Regions from separate parts of the Homo sapiens genome. Here region 1 is linked to region 2. A link is an interaction called in ENCODE POLR2A ChIA-PET data of the cell type or tissue named here. Cell type or tissue: GM12878. All regions are shown on one strand. Links, peaks and the distances in the headings refer to the core of each region. The heading gives the core; the rest is flanking DNA. Region 1 overlaps TBXAS1 (thromboxane A synthase 1). Region 2 overlaps HIPK2 (homeodomain interacting protein kinase 2).

Region 1 (11,787 bases), core at 4,581-7,080, 150 kb before region 2:
GTTTTTTTCACTGTGTATTTTTTATATGTTTGCTATTACATTCTCTCTCTATATTTTTCCTATGTCTCTACTTTTTCTTCTTTTTCTTTTTTTTAGCATTCTCACTCTGTTGCCCAAGCTGGAGTGCAGTGGTGTGATTTCAGCTCACCGTAGCCTCTACCTCTCAGGCTCAAGTGATCCTCTCACCTCAGCCTCCGAAGTAGCTGGGACTACAGGTGTGCGCAACCACAGGTGGCTAATTTTTTTTTTTTTTTTTTTTAGAAACAGGGTCTCACTATGTTGCCCAGGCTGGTCTCAAACTCCTGGGCTCAAGCGATCTGCCTGCCTCAGCCTCCCAAAGTGCCATGATTACAGGCAAGAGCCACTGTGCCTGGCTTATTTCTCTACTTCTATTTATCCAGATTTCTACTTTTTTCATTTAACATAAGGAAAAACATCTCCATGTTATTAATCCTTTATAAATATCATTTTTATGGCTGCTTAATAGTGCTCTTATATACATATTATAATTTACTAAACCATTCTTATTGTCAAATACTTAGCGTGTTTTCTATATTTTAGCTACTTTGAGTTATGCTGCTACAGTTAGCATTTCTGCGCAGAGGTTTTCCCACACTTTGTGCATGAAGATTTTCTTAACCTGAGATCCATGAGTCACTGGTTTTAAACACTGGTATGTAATATCTAATTGCTTTCCATAAAGTTTGTCCCAGCTAGTCCTACCGTTGGTATATCCTTTGCACCAAATGCTCTCATAAAACTTTTTTCTAATTTGTAAGCTACATCAATGTATTTTGATGTCTGCATCTATTTTCTTACTAGAGAGAGAAAACACATTTTCCTATCATTTCTTCTTCATTCTCAAAAATATTTCCCAATTTTTGACATTATTAACTAACTTTCTTCCCTTCTTCCCTTCCTTCCCTCCCTCTTTCCTTCCTTCCTCCCTCCCTCCTTCCTCCTTCCCTCCCTCCCTCCTTCCTTCCTCCCTCCCTCCTTCCTTCTTCCTTTCCCCCCTCCCTCCCTCCCTCCCTTCCTTCCTTCTTTCCTTCCTTCCTTCCTCCCTTCCTTCTTCCTTCCCTCCCTCCCTTCCTCCTCCTCTTCCTCCTCCTCCTCTTCCTCCTCCTCCTCCTCTTCCTCCTCCTCCTCCTCTTCCTCCTCCTCCTCTTCCTCCTCCTCCTCTTCCTCCTCCTCCTCTTCCTCCTCCTCCTCTTCCTCCTCCTCCTCTTCCTCCTCCTCCTCTTCCTCCTCCTCCTCCTCCTTCTTCTTCCTCCCTCCCCCTCATTCCCACAGTATGGTTTATCTAGGTGGCAGGCAGAATTGTGCTCCACTAACTGATTTAAAAATTAGTTGGAAAATGAGCAGTCATTGATAGGTACTGCAAGCTGACTCCACGCACATATCTGGGTGTGAAGAGGAAGATAAGCAGATAAATCTGAATAGTTTTCATTGACTTAGCTAATAACTAACCACAGCCTTGTTAGTTGACTGTAAATTCCATTCCCTTTATCCTTGTCCCATTTCTCACCCACACCCACAAGAGAAACTGTAAGGATTGAAACTGCTTAAATCACGCCTCAAGGCAGATGTTCCTGAAGGGTTGGTGGGGAAATGGTGCAATACAGATTTTACACGTGAGATCTTCTCGGTTTCCCTTTTAGCACCTAGTGTCCACCCTGGCATCCTCATCCTCATGTTCAGCCCCCTCTCCATTCCCTTAAGACCTCAATCTCAGTTTGCCCTCAGGGCTGGAAATCATCTGATGCACACTCACTCACGTATCAGTAGTAACTAGGCTATGCCCTAAAATACAACCTGCAAACGAGACTGTTCATTTACAAATTTATAATAGTGAGTATTTTTTTTCCAAGCAATAAGAATCGGACATCTCCTTCCTAGAGTACCTCCTTTCCAGGTACTTGAGAAGCCAAATCAATCATCAGAGGGTGTGTTGAGCCAGATTCTACAATGAGAGGTGGCTCAACAGAATCGGTATCTCAGTGGGACCCTGGTAAAATAATCCTGTCCCACAGCTGATTACATCCCTCCAAGGGGTTAGCAAAGGGATGTTGTGCCTGCTGCACTGCTCCCTTTTTCCCACTGATTCATAATGTCACTTCTATCATGCTCCTCAGTAGTATAGGTGCTTGGATCTATTCTGATCCATTTGTCTAGCTTATGCTTCACTATTTTAATTATTATAACTCTAAATCACACTCTTTGTTTTTTTCTCTTTTTTATATATTACTTCTTTTTATTCTCTTTTTTGTCTTTTTTTCTTACTCAAATTCCTTTTACCATATAATACATTTTTATAACTTACTTTTTCATATTAATTTTAGAATTAGTCTGATTTGATGAGAAAATGCTATTTGGATTTTTCTGGAATTGCATTAAATGTATACATTAATTTAGAACATACCAACATTATTACAACATCAATTTGTCTCATATATGAATGTGTTGTATCTCTCTGTTGATTTTATTTTCTCTGTCCTTCAGTAACATTTTATGATTTTGTGCAGAGAAGAGTATCTTTTTGCTATTTACGTACATTTGTTTTGGTGTTGCTCATGTATAGGAGCACCTTTTTTTTTTTTTAATGCCAGCGTTGTAATCAATGATCCTTCTGGACTTTCTAATTAGTTTTATTGGTTTACATGTGGAATTTCTTTGATTTCCTATGCTGATAATTATGTTTTATGCAAATAATATCAGTCCATTCTCTTTCTTTTTAATCCTTTTGTCTGACTTCTCATTTTCTTTTCTTATTACATTGGCTAAAATCTCTAGTACAAAAAGGAAGCAGAAAGAGTAAGCATCCTTTTCTTGTTCTTGATTCTGCAGGAATGCAGCTAATGTTTCAAAATTAAGTGTGAGGTTTTGCTTTAGAGTTTTCATAGATATCCTTTATTGGGTTGAAGATATTTCCTTCTACTCCTAGCTTGCCTGGAAAAGTTGTTCTTGATTAGTCGTGCTATGGGTTTATCTATTTTATTTATCTTTTGAAAGCACCAACTTTTTCTTTGTTGATCATTTCTGATTTTTGTTGTTTTCTAGTTCATTGATTTATGCTCATATTTTGATTATGGACTTCCTTCTATTTTCTTTGGGTTGAGACTTTGTTCCTTGTTGTTTTCTTTTAACTTCTTAAGTTATTAGTTTAGTTCACATGTTTTCAATGAACGCATTTAAAGCTATAAATCTTCCTCTAAGTAGTTCTTTATCTGCATTCTGTACATTTTTAATGTAGTGGTTTTATTGTCTGATAGTTGCATTCCAATAGGAAACTTCTGAATATCAATGTGCTATAAGATGTACACATGCAAACCTCAGGAGAACAGATATGTTGGAGTTACAAGACCTTCCTATTGTTTTTTCAATTCTGTCCCACCCTATATACAAGATTTAGTGAATGACAGCCATTATAATTTGTTGCCTAAGGAACCGCTTATAATCTTTACCCCTCTGGAAAAAAAATAGAAGACTACTCAATAAATACATAAATATCTGGCTGGTGTTCAGTTCTTTCACCAATAATGTAGGTACCACAAAGACATAGTCATTGCAGTCATTAGCCTGACAATAACTTTGTCACTGCACAAGAAAAATATATTATACATGTATATTGACATACAAGAGTTACACAATCATTACTATTATTATAATTTACAATAGTTTTTAGTTTCCTGTGTCTCAGGCACTATGCTTAGTACTTTTTATATACTGTCTTGTACAAGCCCTCCAACAATCACATAAGGATAGAAATAAATACCATTCTTATATTACTGATTAGGAAATAAAAGCTTAGAGAGGTAAATAATGTACCCAAGGTGCTGCTAAGCAATTGAGTCAGAGTTAAAACCAGGTCAGCTACATTTCAGACAAGTGCCGTTATTCACTAACCCTACTTACTGTCCCTTTCTGTCCCCTAGGCTAAGACTTTGTGGATAAAGCACAACATGAGAACATGTAGACAATATGCTGAGAACAAAGGCAGGCTGCTTAGAAACCAAAAGTGTATTAATAACATATACTAATGAACTGATGATTGTGATGAGAAAGAGAGAGACAGAGGGATTCTTTACCTATCTAAAGCCAATCTTGTTAGTTTTGCTCCTTGTCCTTACTCATTATTCTCAATTATTGTTCCTTCCTGTTGCATTGATTTCTCCATTTCTACTGGATCATTCCTATCAGCATACATATTCCAGTGTCTTCCATCTTAAAGGAAAAAAGGCAAACTCCTTGGATTTGGCCATTGCCTTATTTTTCTTCATTCCTTCCCAGTAAGTTTCCTTGAAAGCATTGTCTAGATGGCTTCCTCCCCTTCTGTGCCCTTAGTCTCTCCTCCCCCCACTCCAACTAAGCTTCTGTACCCACAGCTTCCTTGGGGCTGCCCTTGTCAAGATCATTGATGACTTTGATCTTATCAATCCCATTATTTCTTTACTGATCCTTCAGTAGGATTTTGATAGAGATGAACATTCCTCCTTCCTGAAGCACTCTCTTCCCTCTTTCCATGATACCACTCCTCCTGCCTCAAAGATTGCTCCTCACTGTCTTTGCTGGCTCCTTTCCTTATGTTGAGTCCCATCACTTCAATACCATCTAAAAGTCAATAATTCCACATCTTTAACTCTAGTTCCATTTTCTCCACTGAGCTCCAGTCCTCCTTACCCAACTTCCAACTTGATGGATGCTTTGAATGTCTGTTAGGCATTTTACAGTTAATCTAAATCTGATTTTAATTTACCCACTAAATCTGTTGTCTCCCAATCATCTCTACATCACCATTGCAACCACAATCCACCAACTTCTCAAGTCAGAAACACTTGAGACACAGTAGATTGCATAATGGGTTAAGACATGACTGTCCCTCCCAGTTGGAGGATTATACATCCCCACCTCATTTACTTTGGGCAACGTGATGCCTGGAAGCAGAGATTAAAGTAAAGCAACCGTGAACCAAGGAGGCAAGAAACCAATATTCCCCTGGATCCCCCAGAAGGAACCAGCCTGCCTGACACCTTGACTTCAGGCCAGCAAGACTGATACATGGACAATTTGCTCCATAAAATAATAATTGCAATGGACCAAAACACATCAAATATATTTTGAATCCATGAGTTCACAATAATACAAAAATAGCATGTGTTACCGTTGTCAGATGTTACGCACTTAATTCATGATACCATGTTTGGTACTTCAGCCATGTGAATACCTGTGCAAAACTTACATCCATTTTGAGACTTGTTAATTGAATCCTTTGCCATTAGAATTATTTTAAACAGGCCAGGCACAGTGGCTCGCTCCTGTAATCCTAGCACTTTGGGAGGCCAAGGCAAAGGAGGTCAAGGATCACTTGAGGTCAGGAGTTCAGACCAGCCTGGGCAACAAAGTGAGATCCAAAAAAAAAAAAAAAAAATTCTAAAAAGAAAAAAAAATTAGCCAGGTGTGGTGGTGCATGCCTGTAGTACTAACTACTTGGGAGACTGAGGCAGGAGGACTGCTTGAGCCCTGGAGTTCAAGGTTACAGTGAGCTATGATCGCACCACTGCACTCCAGCCTGGGCAACAGAGCGAGACCCTGTCTATATGTATAGTAAGTGTCTTACATAATAGATCAAATGCAGAATCCTGTCAGAAGTGAAGAATTTTTTTTTTTTTTTTTGAGACAGAGTTTCACTCTTGTTGCCCAGGCTGGAGTACAATGGCATGATCTCAGCTCACTGCAACCTTCGCCTCCCGGGCTCAAGCAATTCTCCTGCCTCAGCCTCCCAAGTAGCTGGGATTACAGGCATGTGCCACCACGCCCAGCTATTTTTTGTGTTTTTAGTAGAGACGGGGTTTCACCATATTAACCAGGCTGGTCTCGAACTCCTGACCTCAGGTGATCCGCCCACCTCAGCCTCCCAAAGTGCCGGGATTACAGGCATGAGCCACCGCCCCCGGCTGCGAAGGAATATTTTTAGGTAAACTTATATTTCCCAACTGTATTAATTTTCTATTTTTGTTATAACAAGTAGCCACAAGCTGAGGGATTTAAAACAACACAAATTTATTCTCTGACAGCTCTGGAGGCCAGAAGTCCAAAATCAACCTCACTGGTTTACAGGCAGGGTGTCCACAGGGCTGGTTCCTTCTGGAGATGGCAGGGGGTGTCCCCTTCTTGTCTCCCTGGGTCATGGTCATAACCTTCCAGTTCTGCTTCCAGTCCTCACACTGCCTTCTCTCGCTCTGACAACTCCTGTGTCCTTTTTATAAGGACCTCATGATTACATTTAGGGCCCACCCAAACAATCCAGAATACTTAACCCCTTTCATGATCTTCAACTTAATCACATCTTCAAAATCAGTTCTGCCATCTAAGGTTGCATTCACAAGTTCCAGAGGCTAGGACATCGACATTTTAGGGGGCCAATATTCAGCTACCACGCCAACTTATAGTGTATGTAGATCCTGATTTTATTTTGAAGTGTGCCTGAAAAGAAGAAGTGTCTGGGGTGGGGACTGTGAGTTACCCTGAGCTTCCTGTTTCTACAGAACTGAACAGTACATGGTACAGTTGCAGGGGGTGGGGTGGGGGAAGGCCAGCCGAGAGCTCACCCAGTACCCAGCCTCTGCCTTGGGCAGCACTGAACCAGGCTTTGGTAGCCCTACCACTGAAACAGCCAAGAATACATATTCTTTAGTTTTGTTGTTGTTGTTTTTGAGACAGAGTCTTCCTCTGTTGTCCAGGCTGGAGTGCAGTGGCACAATCTCAGTTCACTGCAACCTCCACCTCCCAGGTTCAAGCCTCATGCCTCAGCCTCCCGGATAGCTAGGACTACAGGCGTGCACTATTGTGCTCAGCTAATTTTTGTATTTTTAGTAGAGGTAGGGTTTTACCATGTTGGCCAGGCTGGTCTCGAACTCCTAACCTCAAGTGATCCACCCACCTCGGCCTCCCAAAGTGCTGGGATTACAGGTGTCAGCCACCATGCCTGGCCAAAGATAACGTTTTATAAAGAAAGTATTACAATTCTTTTAAAAAGGTATCTAGTTGATGGTTATTGTAATTCAGAGAGTTAACTAACTTCTCCATTTTTATCCTAACTTTTCAGGGCAAGAAAGCCAGTTGAGTCAGTAAGTCTCAACGAGTATTAAGGCCTTAATCTTCTAAATTCAGTTATTTGTATAGCCCCTTTATAATTTTGGCCATATCTGCAAGTTGCCTGTACATTTACTTATTTCCCAATTTCTTTTAGATAAATTGAAATGAATTCATTTTAAAAGGAAATTTTATGTCGTGATCATAAGTGAAAATCAGTATCACTTACATAAATTAAAAACTAATGATAGGCCAGGCACGGTGGCTTATGCCTGTAATCCCAGCACTTTAGGAGGCTGAGGTGGGCGGATCACGAGGTAAGAAGATTGAGACCATCCTGGCTAACACAGTGAAACCCTGTCTCTACTAAAAATACAAAAAATTAGCCAGGTGTGTTGGTGGGCGCCTGTAGTCCCAGCTACTTGGGAGGCTAAGGCAGAAGAATGGTGTGAACCCGGGAGGCGGAGCTTGCAGTGAACAGAGATCATGCCACTGCACTCCAGCCAGCCTGGGGTGACAGAGTGAGACTCCGTCTCAAAAAAAAAAAAAAAAAAAACTAACGATAAAAAATGAATGCTTTGGGCCGGGCACGGTGGCTCACGCCTGTAATCCCAGCACTTTGGGAGGCAGAGGCAGGCGGATCACCTGAGGTTGGGAGTTTGAGACCAGCCTGACCAACATGGAGAAACTCCACCTCTATTAAAAATACAAAATTAACCGGGCATGGTTAATTCTGGCGCATGCCTGTAATCCCAGCTACTCAGGAGGCTGAGGCAGGTGAGTCACTTGAACCCAGGAGGGGGAGGTTGTGGTGAGCCAAGATCACGCCATTGCACTCCAGCCTGGGCAACGAGAGCAAAACTCCTTCTCAAAATAAAAAATTAAAATTAAAAATTAAAAAATAAATAAATGCTTTATAATGAAAGATTTTTAAAGTCCGTGTACCTTCTAAAGTGATCTCACTCACCATTCACAGTCTATGGGACACTGCCAAGAAGACGTGACTCTCAAGGATGGTCCGAGGAAGACATAATCAAAATGTGGTCTGCAAGGTTGCTTGGGCTCAGCTGATAGTTCAAAACCATGGCCAGAGAGCAGATACCAAGCATGGTGCTGGGGGAGTGCTGAGTTCCGGGTACCAGGATGCTGCAGGGACCATGCCTACATGCCCTTGCTCTGTGGCACTTACAGCCTAGTGGACCAGACAGACATTCAATGGCTACTGACAAACAGTTAATTAAGCATTTACATTATGATCATTGTGGCTAAGAGGCATCCCCTGTCACCTGTCAGTCCCAGTTTAAATACATGCTTTCTATTTTGATCACTCTTCTGTCTGACTATTGGATATTTGTTGAGCCTTAAAAAACGATAAATGGTCTCCACTTATTATGTCCCCCAAAGTTAATCTGGAAAAAAACAAAAACAAAGCAGGACCCTCCAAGAAGGACCCATCCCCAGAAAAATCATTAAACTGAGAACAGAGGTGTCAAAGCTGGCACAATAAACGAGAGCCATGTTGTGGCACCATAGCAGGTGAAGGCACTGGAAAGGCTGCTGCCTTGGAACAGATGGGTCACCTGGAGGCCATGGGGCAGAGTGAGCATGGGGTTGATGTGTACGAAGAAGCACTGCAAAGAAACTGCCTTAAAATGGAGTGTGTTCTACTTTCTCAAGAGTGCTTTAAAATGCCCATCCCACCCCCAAGAAAATTCAGCCCAAGGCCAGGCGTGGTAGCTCACACCCATAATCCCAGTGTTTTGGGGGGCCAAGGCAGGAGAATTGCTTGAGGCCAAGAGTTCGAGACCAGCCTGGGCAACATAGCAAGACCCCACCTCTACAAAAAAAATTTTTAAAAATTGCCAGGTGTGGTGGTGTGTGCCTGTAGACCCACCTACTTGGGAGGCTGAGGCAGGAGGATCACTTGAGCCCAGGAATTAGAGGCTGCAGTAAGCTATGATCAAGCCACTGCACTCCAGCTTGGGTGACAGAGAGAGACCCTGTCTCTTAAAAAAAAAAAAAAAAATTAAGAAGAAAAGAAAATCCAGCCAGCCAATCCCAGGATTCTGACCCTGGGAAAGTGTCTTGCCCTTCTGTCCCAGTGAGAATTAAAGAAGAATGATGAAGGTACAGCAAACAGTAGTGCCACCATCCGAAAACACACACAACGTGTGTTTCTATTGTGAAAACAGAACAAAGCAACTGACGTACATCATAAAACTCTTGAAGTGACTGATATTTATGAAACACTTCAGGGGTGGCTTTTGTTTGTTTAAGTATTGGTTATTTGACTAAATTTAACCAGACAAAGTTCCTCCACCTTTCACCAGAAAAACCAATGACATATATCCATGCAGCATAAAACCTTCCCCCAAAAACTCTTTTATAGGATGGAGAGAAAAAAAAAGAGTAATGGCTTAGTTAAATGAACAAAGATAAATCTATTTAAACAGAATATTATATGATTATATATTTTAAAATGTAAAAAGCAGCCTCTTGTATCTGGTCCTTGAATTCCTTATGTGTCAGGGGACAGTAAGCCCAGATGTAGCATCCCACGGAAGCCCAAAGACAGCTTCCAGGGGCTGGAGAATTTGCCTCTTGAGTAGGATGTTTGCTTCTAGAACTTGTAAACTAAAAATAAAATCCTAAGCCCCCAACTGACTGAATGGACCATCTCTTGGCCAAGGGGTCCCCAGAGTAAACTTGAAAACTGAGTTCTTGGCCATGATGGGATGGGGAGTCAGACACACTCCTTCTACCCCTCCCTCACTAGCCATGATTATGCTTTCTCCCCTAAGGGCTAAATAGAAAGCGGCCTTTTCAAAGCCTCCATTGGTGTTGACGCCATAACGCCCTGAAAGCGTCTGATGTTAAAAGCCTCCACCGCTGACATCAACCTGCCACCTGATGCTGCCCCTTTCTTTTGCCTGATACGAGACCACCGATTATGGAGTGATTCTGGCCATTGTATGGAGGATGCTCAGTGAGGGTTTTCCTGTCCTTTGCTTCACTTTTTGAAGTCAGAGGCTCGAAAACTCCACCCTCAGATTATGCTAAGGCTGCCATTTTTTCTACATGGGACCCATGAAGGCGCATGACGCTCAATTGCGCATGCACATGTTTCTCCTTTCATAAATATTCATGACTCCTCCCATAGCTTATTGAATATGTATATTTGGCCTCCCTGCTCTGCATAAATTCCCATTCCCTTTTCCCCTCCATCAAAATATCTTCCTAGCCTGTCGGAATGGCCACCCGAAGGCCGCAACCCTTTATGAGAAATAAAGCTCTCCTTTCCAATTTTATGAACCTCATCCCTCTTCCATTGACACACTCATCCCTCAGTTCTGAGTTCTGTGTCCTGGCCCATGAGAACGCCAAGTCAGTGGAATCACAGGCAGTTTCTTGGTTCTAGAGACGCAGGTCACCCAGGCTGCATTTTGCCTGGTGGAAAAACAACTCGATCACCCCAGATTAGCAGGAGCATTGCCACAAAACATTTTAAAGGACTCTCGCTCCCCCTAGAACAATTAAGGGTTGAAGCCACAACCCTGTAGTCCATTTCTGTCTCTCTGTCTGCCAATTAGTAGACTGGGCCTCCCCGATAATTGTGATCTCAAGGTAATGGCTTAAGTAATTGATGACGTTGTCCTCATTGGGGGATCTTAGCACATCAAAAGAAGTTGAGAAAGCCAAAATTCACCTCGAGTCTGAATTAATCACTTTGTCGAGCACAACAAAGGCTCTCTGCTTTGCTAATAATCCCAGATGAGGTAGCAACCCTCAGTTAAATAAGGAAACTGTGGTGTCTTTAATTAATGTTTCAAAGCGCTCAGACTTGCTTTTTTCACTCGCTTTATTTTTATGAAAATGGAGGCTAGTGAAGGCAAAGCAGATATTTTCTAAACTTCTCAAGTTCAAGAAGAATGAGGCCTGGCTTCATTGTAGCTCACAGAAAAGGATCTGGGGGCTCTGGTTGACCACAGGGGCAGTCTGTCGTTGCCTAGGTCAGAGGAAGTTAGTCCCAGTGTATGGCTCCAAATGCTACCCTGTGGTCTTAGTACTTCCCCTTGCTCCAGATATGGCTTCTGGGACGACAAAACCTCCCACTTCCTCCTAGCACTGCTGAATCAGCCTTTCTAGGCTGCAGCTCAGAAGCCAGCTGCCTTCTAGCCTGCTCTCTGTCTGACATTCTGATCTCAAATTGTCTTTCATGAGGCCCACTTCACCTGGCAGCCCAAGCCTCCCCAGCCTCCTGACATCCCCCACTCTGCTTGACCTTCACCTTATCCCTTTCACTACTTCCCAAAGCCCCAGGGCAGCCCACGCCTGACATCCAGTCACACTTCAGGCTTCAACTCAAGACCGTGGGGCCAAGTCAGAGCCCCAGGTTCTGTGTGTTTAGAATGGGAGTTTGAACACATTGCTGTGTTGGTCTGATCCCAGCTACACAGCCATCTTTAAAAGGACTTTGATACCTGTCTTAGTTTGTTTTCTGTTGCTTATAACACAATACCTGAACCTAGATAATTTATAAAGAAAAAGAATTTATTTCTTACAGTTATGGAAGCTGAGAAGTCCAAGGTTAAGGAGTTGCATCTGGTGAGGGCCTTCTTGCTGGTGGGGACTCTGCACAGAGTCCATTTATGATAGCTTTGCCCTCATGACCCAGTCACCTCTTACAGGCCTCAC
Region 2 (11,787 bases), core at 3,553-6,052:
TTTGAGGCCAGCCTGGCCAACATGAAACCCCGTCTCTACTAAAAATATGAAAATTAGCTGGGCGTGGTGGCGCACACCTGTAGTCCCAGCTACTCAGGAGGCGGAGGTTGCAGTGAGCCGAGATAGCACCACTGCACTCCAGTCTGGGCGACAGAGCAAGACTCTGTCTCAAAAAATAATAATAATAAAATAAAGGAGGAAGAGGAACCACCCGAGCACACAGTGTGCAATCAGACACGGGATGGGGAGATTACAGATTCACTGAAGTCCAGAGAAGAGCATCAAGAAGGAAGTCGTGGTCAGCAGTATCAGATGTTGCAGAGGTTAAGAAGAACGGGCTGAAACAAGGCCATTGGATTAGGCAATTAGGAAGTCATTTACCTTCAAGAACAGGAGCCTATAGTGCATTAACGAGTTGGGGGAGATGGATTAAGATGTGGGCATTGAAGAAAAGGGAGCATAAACCATTGATCACAGGTGAGAGGAGGGAAAGAATTAAGAGGGGGGAATGCGGCTGTTACTCCTTTTGCCTTCCATGTTGGGAGTTTGTGTGTGCACGCACATGAAGGCAGAAGAAAAAGATGAGGTGACCGATTCATTTGGACAGCCATATTAAGTTCCTACTAAATACTTGGATCCAATTAAGTACAGGGAGAAATGGAAAGCTACAAGAGAAAGAACAGTGGTGGAAGCAGGTTCAAGAGAAAATGGGACAAATATGGATCATGAGAATCGGGAACTTTTTTAGTATTGGAAAAGAGCAACACCTCTTTCTCTCAGACTGGAGAGAAGGAATGAAGGATGGAGGATGATGTAGATTCAGGAATGTTCTGAAATGAAGAAGGAAATAAAGGAGGAAAGTAAGGCTGACCTCAGGCTTCTGGACAAAGTGGAAGTTGGGTCATCTACTGAGAGAGAAGGTGGACTAGGGTGATGGTTGATGGAGTGGAAAGGATTACCACTCTAGGTAATGCCAGGGGCTCAGAGAGACAGGAACACTAGGTTAGCCAACCCCCAACAGGGCTTGCAGAAGCTGCACTTCCTTGTGCTTCTGTGAGAAATGTTTGTTGATAGTGGCTTAGAAGATGGGCAATGTTTGTTACTCTTTTAACCTTTAAGGAGTTATCCTTCATCACCTTATTATTTTTGCTTAATATATTTTCTATGAATTTTTGTTTCAGTATCACCGTAATTTGTACAAGTGTTCCAGAATAACGGTCTCATAGGTTTCTAAGTTTATCTAAATTGTGGATGAGATGTTGGTATGAAATAATAGTACTTCTGGCCAGACACGGTGGCTCACGTCTGTAATCCCAGCACTTTGGGAGGCTGAGGCGGGTGGATCACCTGAGGTCAGGAGTTTGAGACCAGGCTGGCCAACATGGTGAAACCCCATCCCTACTAAAAATTCAAAAATTAGTCGGGCGTGGTGGCAGGAACCTATAATCCCAGCCTTTGGAGGCTGAGGCAGGAGAATGGCTTGAAACCTGGGAGGCAGAGGTGGCAGTGAGCCGAGATCATGCCATTGCACTCCAGCCTGGGTGACAAGAGCGAGACTCGGTCTCAAAACAAAAACAAACAAACAAACAAAAAAAAACAAAAAGAAATAGTACTTTCTAGAGAAATGTATTGATATATGAATTTAGCAGGAAGCGTGAGTGAATGGAGCCATGAATTGTGCTACCCAGTCCCCACCAGTAAGGCTGATAAAATGTTTTATGCTGTTGAAATGAAAAACGTCAGACCAACTGCTGATCCACTAAACCCTACAGAATCGATGACAAAGATGCCAGCTGGTAATTAGGGTTCATCCAGGATCCAGAAGATCCTGAGTGGCCTGGTGATGGGGCCTGTGTGGGAAGATGTTTTCTCAAACCAGTAAACTTGACAGGGTCTGTGGACAAGGCTGAGCTGATGATGTGGGCAACGAAGTACGTGACAGCAGAGCCTCCTGAGTTTCAGTAGAAAGCAACCCAGGGAGAACTGAGGAAGAATCCATTTCTGTCACAAGTAATGTTTACAAAAAAAAATGGTGACCTATGTCCTGATATTGGAATTCTGTTTCTGAGTCTCAGCTGTGTTGCTGGCACCTAATGGTGGCAAGTGGCACCCTGGAACCACTTGGTTCCACAAACTCAGTGACCAGAATGTGCTTCTGGGTGGAAGAGATTCACTTTTTCAACCTTGTTTTCAAGTGGGAGGAATATATTCTGTATGGCCCAAGCCACAGATGAGAACTGAAGGGGATCTGTTGAGTTTACTTGTACCAAGGTGACTCCGATACTTACTTTTCGTTTTCCTTTCCTTGTAGGTATGGCCTCACATGTGCAAGTTTTCTCCCCTCACACCCTTCAATCAAGTGCCTTCTGTAGTGTGAAGAAACTGAAAATAGAGCCGAGTTCCAACTGGGACATGACTGGGTACGGCTCCCACAGCAAAGTGTATAGCCAGAGCAAGAACATCCCCCTGTCGCAGCCAGCCACCACAACCGTCAGCACCTCCTTGCCGGTCCCAAACCCAAGCCTACCTTACGAGCAGACCATCGTCTTCCCAGGAAGCACCGGGCACATCGTGGTCACCTCAGCAAGCAGCACTTCTGTCACCGGGCAAGTCCTCGGCGGACCACACAACCTAATGCGTCGAAGCACTGTGAGCCTCCTTGATACCTACCAAAAATGTGGACTCAAGCGTAAGAGCGAGGAGATCGAGAACACAAGCAGCGTGCAGATCATCGAGGAGCATCCACCCATGATTCAGAATAATGCAAGCGGGGCCACTGTCGCCACTGCCACCACGTCTACTGCCACCTCCAAAAACAGCGGCTCCAACAGCGAGGGCGACTATCAGCTGGTGCAGCATGAGGTGCTGTGCTCCATGACCAACACCTACGAGGTCTTAGAGTTCTTGGGCCGAGGGACGTTTGGGCAAGTGGTCAAGTGCTGGAAACGGGGCACCAATGAGATCGTAGCCATCAAGATCCTGAAGAACCACCCATCCTATGCCCGACAAGGTCAGATTGAAGTGAGCATCCTGGCCCGGTTGAGCACGGAGAGTGCCGATGACTATAACTTCGTCCGGGCCTACGAATGCTTCCAGCACAAGAACCACACGTGCTTGGTCTTCGAGATGTTGGAGCAGAACCTCTATGACTTTCTGAAGCAAAACAAGTTTAGCCCCTTGCCCCTCAAATACATTCGCCCAGTTCTCCAGCAGGTAGCCACAGCCCTGATGAAACTCAAAAGCCTAGGTCTTATCCACGCTGACCTCAAACCAGAAAACATCATGCTGGTGGATCCATCTAGACAACCATACAGAGTCAAGGTCATCGACTTTGGTTCAGCCAGCCACGTCTCCAAGGCTGTGTGCTCCACCTACTTGCAGTCCAGATATTACAGGTAAGACCGTCCACAAGGAGACAGGAGCTGCTGAATGCCCAGTGGCACTCACAGAGAATGTGCCACCTTAGTCACTGTGGGGAGATAAAATTATATGTCTACAGTTCCTGCCTTCAAGTGATCTTAATGTACTTACGAAATTAGGACATGTGCACATTGCGATGTCAATTAGAAGTCACATTAGAACGGAGCCAGGTAAGATCCGTGGCACAGGTGTTCAGCGTTGGAAGGGCTCCCTGGGACCTGGGGTGCAGAGCAGAAGAGTTCCGTCCTCCCGGATGGGTAGGATCCAGACAGGTGGTGGAGAGAGAGGGATGTGCCATCCACAGTCCGCAGTCACACTAGTGGGAATTTACAGGAGACAAGAAGGACACCCGCCTGGCCAGAACAGTTTGTGAGTGGTGGGAGATGTGAGTGAAAGCCTGGTTGGAACCAGGTCACTGGGGGTCTTAAATATCAGATCAAGGAATTGCAACTGTATCCTCAAACCCAGAGCAAGCCCTGGAAACCTTGAACAACATAAGGTAACGGGTTGAAAGGGATGTTCCGAGAAGGTTCCTTGTCTATCCACGTGCAGAAGGGCTGGAGGAAGGGAGAGACTAGTCTGGGGCCAGCTGGGTGGCTCCTGTGGTAAGGTGACTTCAGGCTTTGGGTCAGGATGAGGGAGGAATGATAGTGTCCGTGGCAGGGAAGTGTGTTCAGTCATGGACTCACACATGCAGTCATTCAACAAGCTTTGATTTCACTTTTAATATGTGCCAGCCGCAGTGCTAGGTATAGGGATATAGACAGGGCCCTTGCCATCCTGGGGTATCTGGAAGCTTTTCAGGGACCCCTGTATGCAGTCAGGATTGGAACCGCTGCCGACATGGAGCTGAGATCGGAGTGCTGGCTTTGGAGTCAGGAAAGGCCAGAGTGAACCTGGTCCCTCCTCTCCTAATGGCCTGATTTCTCCATGCCTTCATTTCCTAACCCATGAAGTGGGAGAAATCCTCTCACCAGCCTCGTGGGCAGCTGGGAGGTAACATGGCTGTAACATGGCTTAGGTGTGTCACTCCGTGGCTGGCCATGGCGGGTGCACAGCGGGGAGGCGGCAGGGATGGAAAGCAAGACCCTGCTCTGTGGAACCAGCCTGGGGGTGTGTTTGGGGTGGTGCCGAACAGTGCAGTGGAGATAGAGGTCACAAGAAACAAAACTGAAACTCCCATGAGAAGATGGGACGGATGCACATTTAAGAGCGTGCCACGTAGGCAGGAAGACCGGGGTCCCCGGAGGCCATCCTGCTTGCAAGCAAGCACGCTCGCTTGCCCGTGTGCTTTCTCCATGCGCCTTTCAAGGCCACAGAGAGAAGGCTGGAACATGCCCCAGGGCCTTGTCGACACAGCTGACCTGTCACCCATTCCTGGGGCTGACCTGGGCCAGCTTCCCCTTCTTGCTCCCTGTCCGGGCCCCCATCCTGGCTGCAGGCAGAGCTGTTGCAAGTCTCCTCCCAGCCCCTCCCTCAGCCTGCTGGGCACCAGGCCCTCCTTCCCTGGGAGAGCAACAGCCCCTCCGTTCGGATCCCCAGATGCCCTCCCACCTTCCACCCCGTCTCCTTTCATCCTAATCCTGACTCACACAGGAGGTTTCGAGGCCTCTTCACCCATGCTGTTTCTGTCTCTTCCCTCTTCCCTTTAGGAGGCATTTCCTGAGTTAGAACAGCTCTCTGCGAGCCTCTTCTCTGCCCTGCCCTGAGGATTCCTTTCCCGCTCATTTCCTATGCGCAGAAAGGTCTCCACAGGCCTGTGCTTTCACCACCAGGCCCCGTGCGGACAGACGGGTCTACTGCTGCCCCTCCACTTGCTCTCCACTCCCTCGTCCTGACCAGGCCATCCACTCTGTGCCCCGCTGGCCCCAGAGCCAATGGCAGGGAGAAGTAAGCCCAGGGCAGGAGCCTCCAAGGAAGACAAGAAGCCTCTCCTTGTCTCCAGAGGAGAAGGATGGGCAATGGTTGAGTGAATCTGGAGGGTTGGGTGCCCGGTACCGACAGCACATATTCTCTGTAGAGAGTGCCTGGGCCTCTGAAAGCCAGCTCTGGTGGCCGTCCCGGGTACCAGCCCCATTGGGGGCTAGCTGGTGCTGTGCTGGCTCTGGGAGGCTGCTGTGCCACTTCGTATTTAGGTTGGTAAATTCAGCATGCCAAAGGCTGGCTCTTTCTAGTTCTTGGCCTGAATTCAGGGTGAACAGCCCCTGACTTGGCTGCTAGGGCTTTTATGTAGTTCATCTGAATTGCTGCATCATGAACACGTACCAGTGTTATTAACATTCACTGAAAGCTAGCATGGCGACTTGTAAAAAGACTTCGACAAACTCTGTTTAAAAGGCAGCACATCCTTAGAGCGAAACTTGGTGAATCGAGTAAGCTGAATTGGGGATTCTTAAGACCCCCTTGTCATCTTGCCTTCTGGTGCCCATGTGACGCTTCCTGGAGCCCTCCCTGCCCATCCCCTTGGACTCTGCGAGTTTTTCTTTGCTTTCCTGCCTGGTGCTGGTGCCCCTAGTGCTGAGGAGACAGGTCGCAAAATCGGGGATCCTAGCTCAGGAAGCCTGCGGCAGCAGTAAAAGTTTGCCTGTGAGGGTTGGGGAGGGCTGACTCCTTCACCTGGACTCACAGCGATCCTCTCCTGCCCCCCTCTGTGGGTGAGATCAGGCCTTTTGGACGCCTCTGGTGGGTGTGGTAGGCTGGTTTGCTGGCGGTTCCTGGGCCCTCAGGAGCCCTCTTTTCCCCACTTCGTGACAGGCACAGTCACATCTGGCCCCTGTGTCCCCACATCCCTCTGAAGGACCCTCCGTTTAGTTGTGATAGTACCCTCTTTTCACCCCTGAAATCACCATTGCCTAAAATTCTGAGCAAGAAGGCCTCTTTCTCCTTTCTGTGGTCACCTTCAGGCCCTCATGTCAGCCTCCCTGTGCCCAGCCCTGGTTCCAAAAATACGGTCAGCAGGAAAGACAGCGGCTCTTCTGCCTGAAATGAGGCTTCATTTCTAAGTTGGTGCAATGTTCTGTTTCTCCCTCAGGCCTTGTCTGAGCCCTGCAGTGGTTTGCCACCATATAGATCGATCCGATTTTTCGAGGACAGTCTCTAGTGCTCTGTCTCTTTTCGTCCCAGCTGTGTGGGACAGCCAGCTCTAGGCCATGTTTATCAAGTTGATTTTCCTGGTGGCTTTGCCTCTTATAGGAAAGAAAGGGGGCAAGAAAAGCTCTTTAATTGTCCATCGTTAAGGCCCATGTCCCAGAAAGAAGACGCTTTCAGATGCTTTCAGCTGCATCTGCATCGTGAGGGAATGGCTGTGTGTTTGAGCCGCCTGGGCTGGAGGAGTCATTGCATGCTGTGCATCCAGCCTCCCAGCAGGTTGGCCTTTGTCCTGCAGGTGGTGGGTGGGGACTTTCTCCCCTCGGCCCCCTGTATCTGAGCTGGGCACATTATCGTCCCAGGACATCTGACTTTCAAAAGGTAGAGTACTTATGTGTCCCTCTGTCATTTTGCATGGGACTGGGCTAAGTGTCTCATCCCACCATTGTCCCCACCTAGTGACACAGAAACGGTGTGAGACAAGGATATGTTATCCTCGCCTTGGGGACTTGGAAAAGGAGGTGGTGTCCCCGGAGCCAACTGTTTTCCCCAGCTCTCAGGCATGTGCCTGGCCACAGTGGCTGTTGGTATTCTGTGAGGCAAGCCCACTGGTGTGTTTTTCAGGAAACAAAGGCTGCTTTTTAAGTTTTTTTCTCGAGTCTGAAGCAGGGGTATTCCCTTCCAATTCGAAGGTCAGTTATGTCATTAACTGTCAGCTGCCCAGGTTCTCAGGCTTTACTGTGCACAGGAATCTCCTGGAGAGGTTGCTGGGAACAGAGTCTCCCTGGGAGTACCCTGGGAGAAAGTCCACACCCACCACCACAGAGACTTGCCTCAGAGAACTGGAGGTGAGCCAGGCAGGGGGTCTTAGGACCAGTCTTTGAGAAACACTATTCTGAAGGACAGAGGGATTTTCTTAATGGTGTCACCTTTCAGGTGTTGACACCCAAAAGAACAGAGTTGCAGGTAATCCTTGCTTGTATTACTTCACCTTGGGCGCCCCTGCCCTTTTGTTATTTAATTCTACATTGATGCCAGTTCATTTTGTTTGTTTTTAGTTTTTTTGTTTTTTTTTTGAGCAAGCAATAAATTGGTACTGGGGTATTTCCATTATCAGCAGAACCAGTAAACTACAAATAAGACCAAATGTTAAACTCCACTCTCAGAAAAAAACACAAACAAAAAGACATGCCATTCAGGCAAAGGGTAATCAGTGATTAAAATATATAGATTTTTTTTGGTTTCTACTCTGGATTATTCAAAATATTCTTGTCTAGAGTTTTTTGAAACACGTAGGACTGTTACCAGGACCCAAAAATTGAACATAAAAAATTAGGACATGAAAAATAGCAAATAATCCACTTTTTCAGAATAATCTAACCTTTTTTTTTTGAGACGGAGTCTTGCTCTGTCTCCCAGACTGGAGTGCAGTGGTGCGATCTCGACTCACTGCAAACTCCGCCTCCCAGGTTCACCCCATTCTTCTGCTTCAGCCTCCTGAGTAGCTGGGACTACAGGCGCCCATGACCACGCCTGGCTAATTTTTTTGTATTTTTAGTAGAGATGGGGTTTCACTGTATTAGCCAGGATGATCTCAATCTCCTGACCTTGTGATCCGCCTGCCTTGGCCTCCCAAAGTGCTGGGATTACAGGCGTGAGCCACCACGCCCAGCCTTTTTTTTTTGTCTGATTCTTTGGGGTGCAAAGACTGTCTTCAAGTTGATTTCATGGTGGTTTTAGGTGGGGGTGTGTATTATTCCATTCTTGCATTGCCATAAAGAGCTACCTATGACTGGGTAATTTATTAAAAAAAAAAAGGTTTAATTGACTCACAGTTCTGCGGGGTGTATAGGAAGCATGGCTGGGAGGCCTCAGGAAACTTACAATCATGGAGGAAGGTGAAGGGGAAGCAGGCACATCTTATATGGCTGGAGAAGGAGAAAGAGAGAGGTGGGGTAGGTGCTACATGCTTTTAAACAACCAAATCTCGTGAGAACTCACAATCACAAGAACAGCAAGGGGGAAGTGTGCCCCCATGACTCAGTCATCTTTCACCAGGCCCCTCCTCCAACGTTGGAGATCACAATTCAACATGAGATTTGGGTAGGGACACAGATCCAAACCATATCAGGGTGGAGATTAATTTTCAGTTCAATTCATCAAACATTCATTACTGAGTGTCCCGTAGTAGATATGTGCTCCAGAGTGCAGAGGGTAAGGCATGATCCCTAATCTTGCAGAGTTCACAGTCTCTTTGAGGAGATGGAAAACACAAACCAACTGCCAAGACTGTCATTCTGATGCTTCAATATTTTAAATGTTTGGTCATTCAACAGAGATTTATTGTGAACCTACCTTCTGCCAGACTCTAGGGAAACAATGATGAGCAAAGCCAGTTCAAGAAATTAAAAGTCAGTGAAAGATTTTGCCAGATGGGTTAACAGGGAAGTTAACATGAGATAGGGATGGGGAAGTCTAGGGGTCATGGAGACTGGAATAAATAAGGGAAGATGGGAGAAATGATGGTGACTCCTTAGACAGTGACACCTGGCGGGAGTCGAAGGCCTGTACTGGAAAATAATAATCCGGTGAGTGAAGCCTGACAATAGAGAGTTTTGAATACAGGCTTGAGGGGCTTGGGTTGAGCCAAAGTGCCAGAGCTGGGAGCCATTGTAAATTCTGGAACAAAGGAGAAGTTTAATGAAAATTAATGATGGTATAAATCAATTGGAATGGCAAAGAAAAAAAAAAGTTGTGGGGATGTTTTGAGAGCCAGAGGCTAGGAGACAACTGTTGTTACTCAGGAATGAAGGGATGAGGCCCTAGATTATAATGGGGGGTTCTACCCCCCGATAGTATGAATGTGGACATTGTTAGTGCATTTAACTTTTCCGATGCTTTGATTGCAGAATTGACTTAGAGGGAATAGCTTTTTGTTTATTTTGCTTTCTTTTGTTTAATGACCTTGCTGTCTCTAAGGCTCAGTTCTGAAGCTCCAGTCTTTCAGAGCCTAGTTTCAAATCCCACCACTGCTATAAAGAAATAGGCTCTGAAAGGAGAAACCAGAGACCTTAGCACCAGTCCTAGCCCTGCCCCAAGCTGTGTTCCATTGAGTCACGGTCAGTAGAATGTCAGCTGTGACTGTCCACACTCCTCCATCTGGATCCCATTATGACCTGGGCCTGTGTTTATGAGGCGGTTGGCCAGAATTGGTGGTTCAGTCTGTGGCCAGGGAGCAGTTTTCTCTCCTGTGGGTTGACCTTGGCCTCATTAGCTGAAACTGGGAACCCTCCATGATCCCCTGATCAACAGAGAACAGAGCATATTCTAAAATGCCATGCTCTGGGCTGGAAATATCAATCATTTCAAAAAGGGGCATAGCTTTATAAAGCCATAAATATAAGTCATTTCAAAAATTGCATAGCTTGTGCAGATTACAGCATATAGAAAGTGAGTGACTAGAAGTTAGGTTTGATTGAAAAGAGGGTCTCTGAAAGCAAGTGCATCGCAGGCATGAACTTTTAAAATTAATTTGTCTTTTACTAATAGAAACAACAGGAGAAGGTTCTAGTTTGCACTTGAAGATATGAAGTGAACTGTTCAACCCACCGACAACTTCATTTGCCCAGGGAGACTGTTATAAATACGTACATGTATGCGTTTCGGGTTGCAGCTTCTCTTTTGAAGAGAAGTAATCAATAAGTTATGTAGGCTGTTAGGTTATCTTCAAGTTTCCCTTATTCATCTCTGGGACCTTCAGCTGTATGGTAAAATACTTTGCAATTAAAATTTCTCTTAATAAGTATTATTATTTAATTATAAGTATGAAATAACTGAACTGGAATGCTCTGTGTATACTGCCCTGGTACTGCAGTCCCCTCTTCACACACACACAGGTGCACACACACACATGCACACACACAGACTCAGGCGACACAGTTTAAGCCCATGTGTGACATGCAGGCACAGGTGTGCTTATGAGAACCATGGTGACCAAGAAGCTGACACTCAGCCCTCCATACAGAGCTACTGATAATGCACACACGCCCACCATGTGGTGAAAGACACAAGGCACACGCAGCAAGCATGCTTGGACATGCAAGGGCACACGCACACACTTAAAGACATGAAAATACCCCAGTGTCCCCAGAGACAGAGGGCCCAGGTGCAGACGCAGTGTTCACGCCCTGGAAACTTGGCCCAGTTTTCTGCCTTGCCACAGAGCTGCCAAATACATGTCTCTAACCTGAGAACAGTAGGGCCAGAACTACTCTTGGGCTCAAGGTAGAGACCAGTCATTTTCCAAGTGGGATCTAAGGACCCTCCTGCCCCATCATCACCCAGGGTACTTGCCGAAACAAACCTAATGAGCAGGCCCTCTGGGGGTGGGGGGCCAGGTGACATGCATTTGGACAAGCTCTGCAGCTAATTCTTAAAAACACACACACAGTTTATTGAGGTATGATTTACTTACAGAAAGCTGTACATACTTAATATCCATGACTTGATGGGTTCGGGGCTGAGTATATACCCATGAAACCACCACAGCCTATGCCATAGGCATATCCATCACCTCCGAAAGTTTCCTCCTGCCCTCTTTATTTATTTTATTATTATCCTTTGAGAATTGTTGCTTAGATGGCATGGGCTCCAGAGTGTCAGCCCACCAGGGTGTAGTGTAGACCCTGTGGAGGTGAGAGGGTGCGGCCGGCATGACAGCCTGGCATTGAGCTGTCCGTCTGTCTCCCAAGTGGTTGAGAGCCCTTCTGCAGGGCCCGTTTGTCAGATTCCTTGTGGTCAGACCCTTTATGCCCCAGGGGTGGCAACAGAAGAGATCCAGAATAATTGGGGGGTACCATAGGAGGGGTCATGTGGGTTGGTGAACTGGCAAGCAGTGGGTGGTTAGGAGGGGAACGCCTGGACTGGGTGGGAATAGAAAGGTGAACAGCAGAGGAGACATGAACGTGCCTTCCTTCCTGCATGACTTACGATGGATAGCGCACTCACTGCCAAGGAGCTGCTGAACTCTCCCTGTAGCCACAGCTGGGTTTGGAGCTGTAACTCTCATGTATGCATCCAACAGGTAATTTTTTGAATTCCGAAGATGTGCCATACACTGTGTTGTGCTGAGGTTTCAGGACGTGAGTAGGAGTGCCCTCGGCTCTGCAGTATCTGTCCCCAGTCTGCGATGGAAGAGGCTGTCCCCGAGTAGACAGCCAGCCCCCACTGTCCTGGCCCACCCTGGTCTCCCAGCTTGAACATCTCTCATTAAACTGAAAA

The links. ChIA-PET counts read pairs that join two places held together with the same protein. Peaks named below come from ENCODE experiments on the same cell type or tissue, not always from the same donor. Only the 100,000 strongest peaks of a DNase experiment are listed, where the experiment ranks them.
Region 1: POLR2A ChIA-PET joins it to region 2 with 5 read pairs; 2 of 35 experiments call an interaction of 5 or more read pairs at or near these places.

The regions. Positions count from the first base shown.
Region 1 is chr7:139,855,061-139,866,847 of GRCh38, reverse strand. The region is part of intron 1 of TBXAS1 (thromboxane A synthase 1); the gene reads right to left. Among named protein-coding and RNA genes, the nearest start is that of TBXAS1, 32 kb to the right of the region's middle. RefSeq lists an enhancer at 10,945-11,024. In GM12878, for the core only: no CTCF peak of the experiment used is centred there; no DNase peak of the experiment used is centred there.
Region 2 is chr7:139,707,540-139,719,326 of GRCh38, reverse strand. It overlaps HIPK2 (homeodomain interacting protein kinase 2), which reads left to right. Exons shown (of 15, transcript NM_022740.5): 2 at 2,312-3,395. Among named protein-coding and RNA genes, the nearest start is that of HIPK2, 65 kb to the left of the region's middle. RefSeq lists enhancers at 2,211-2,711, 2,712-3,212, 4,426-4,915, 6,626-7,452. In GM12878, for the core only: no CTCF peak of the experiment used is centred there; a DNase peak (open chromatin) is centred at 4,611; H3K27ac peaks cover 1,210 bases.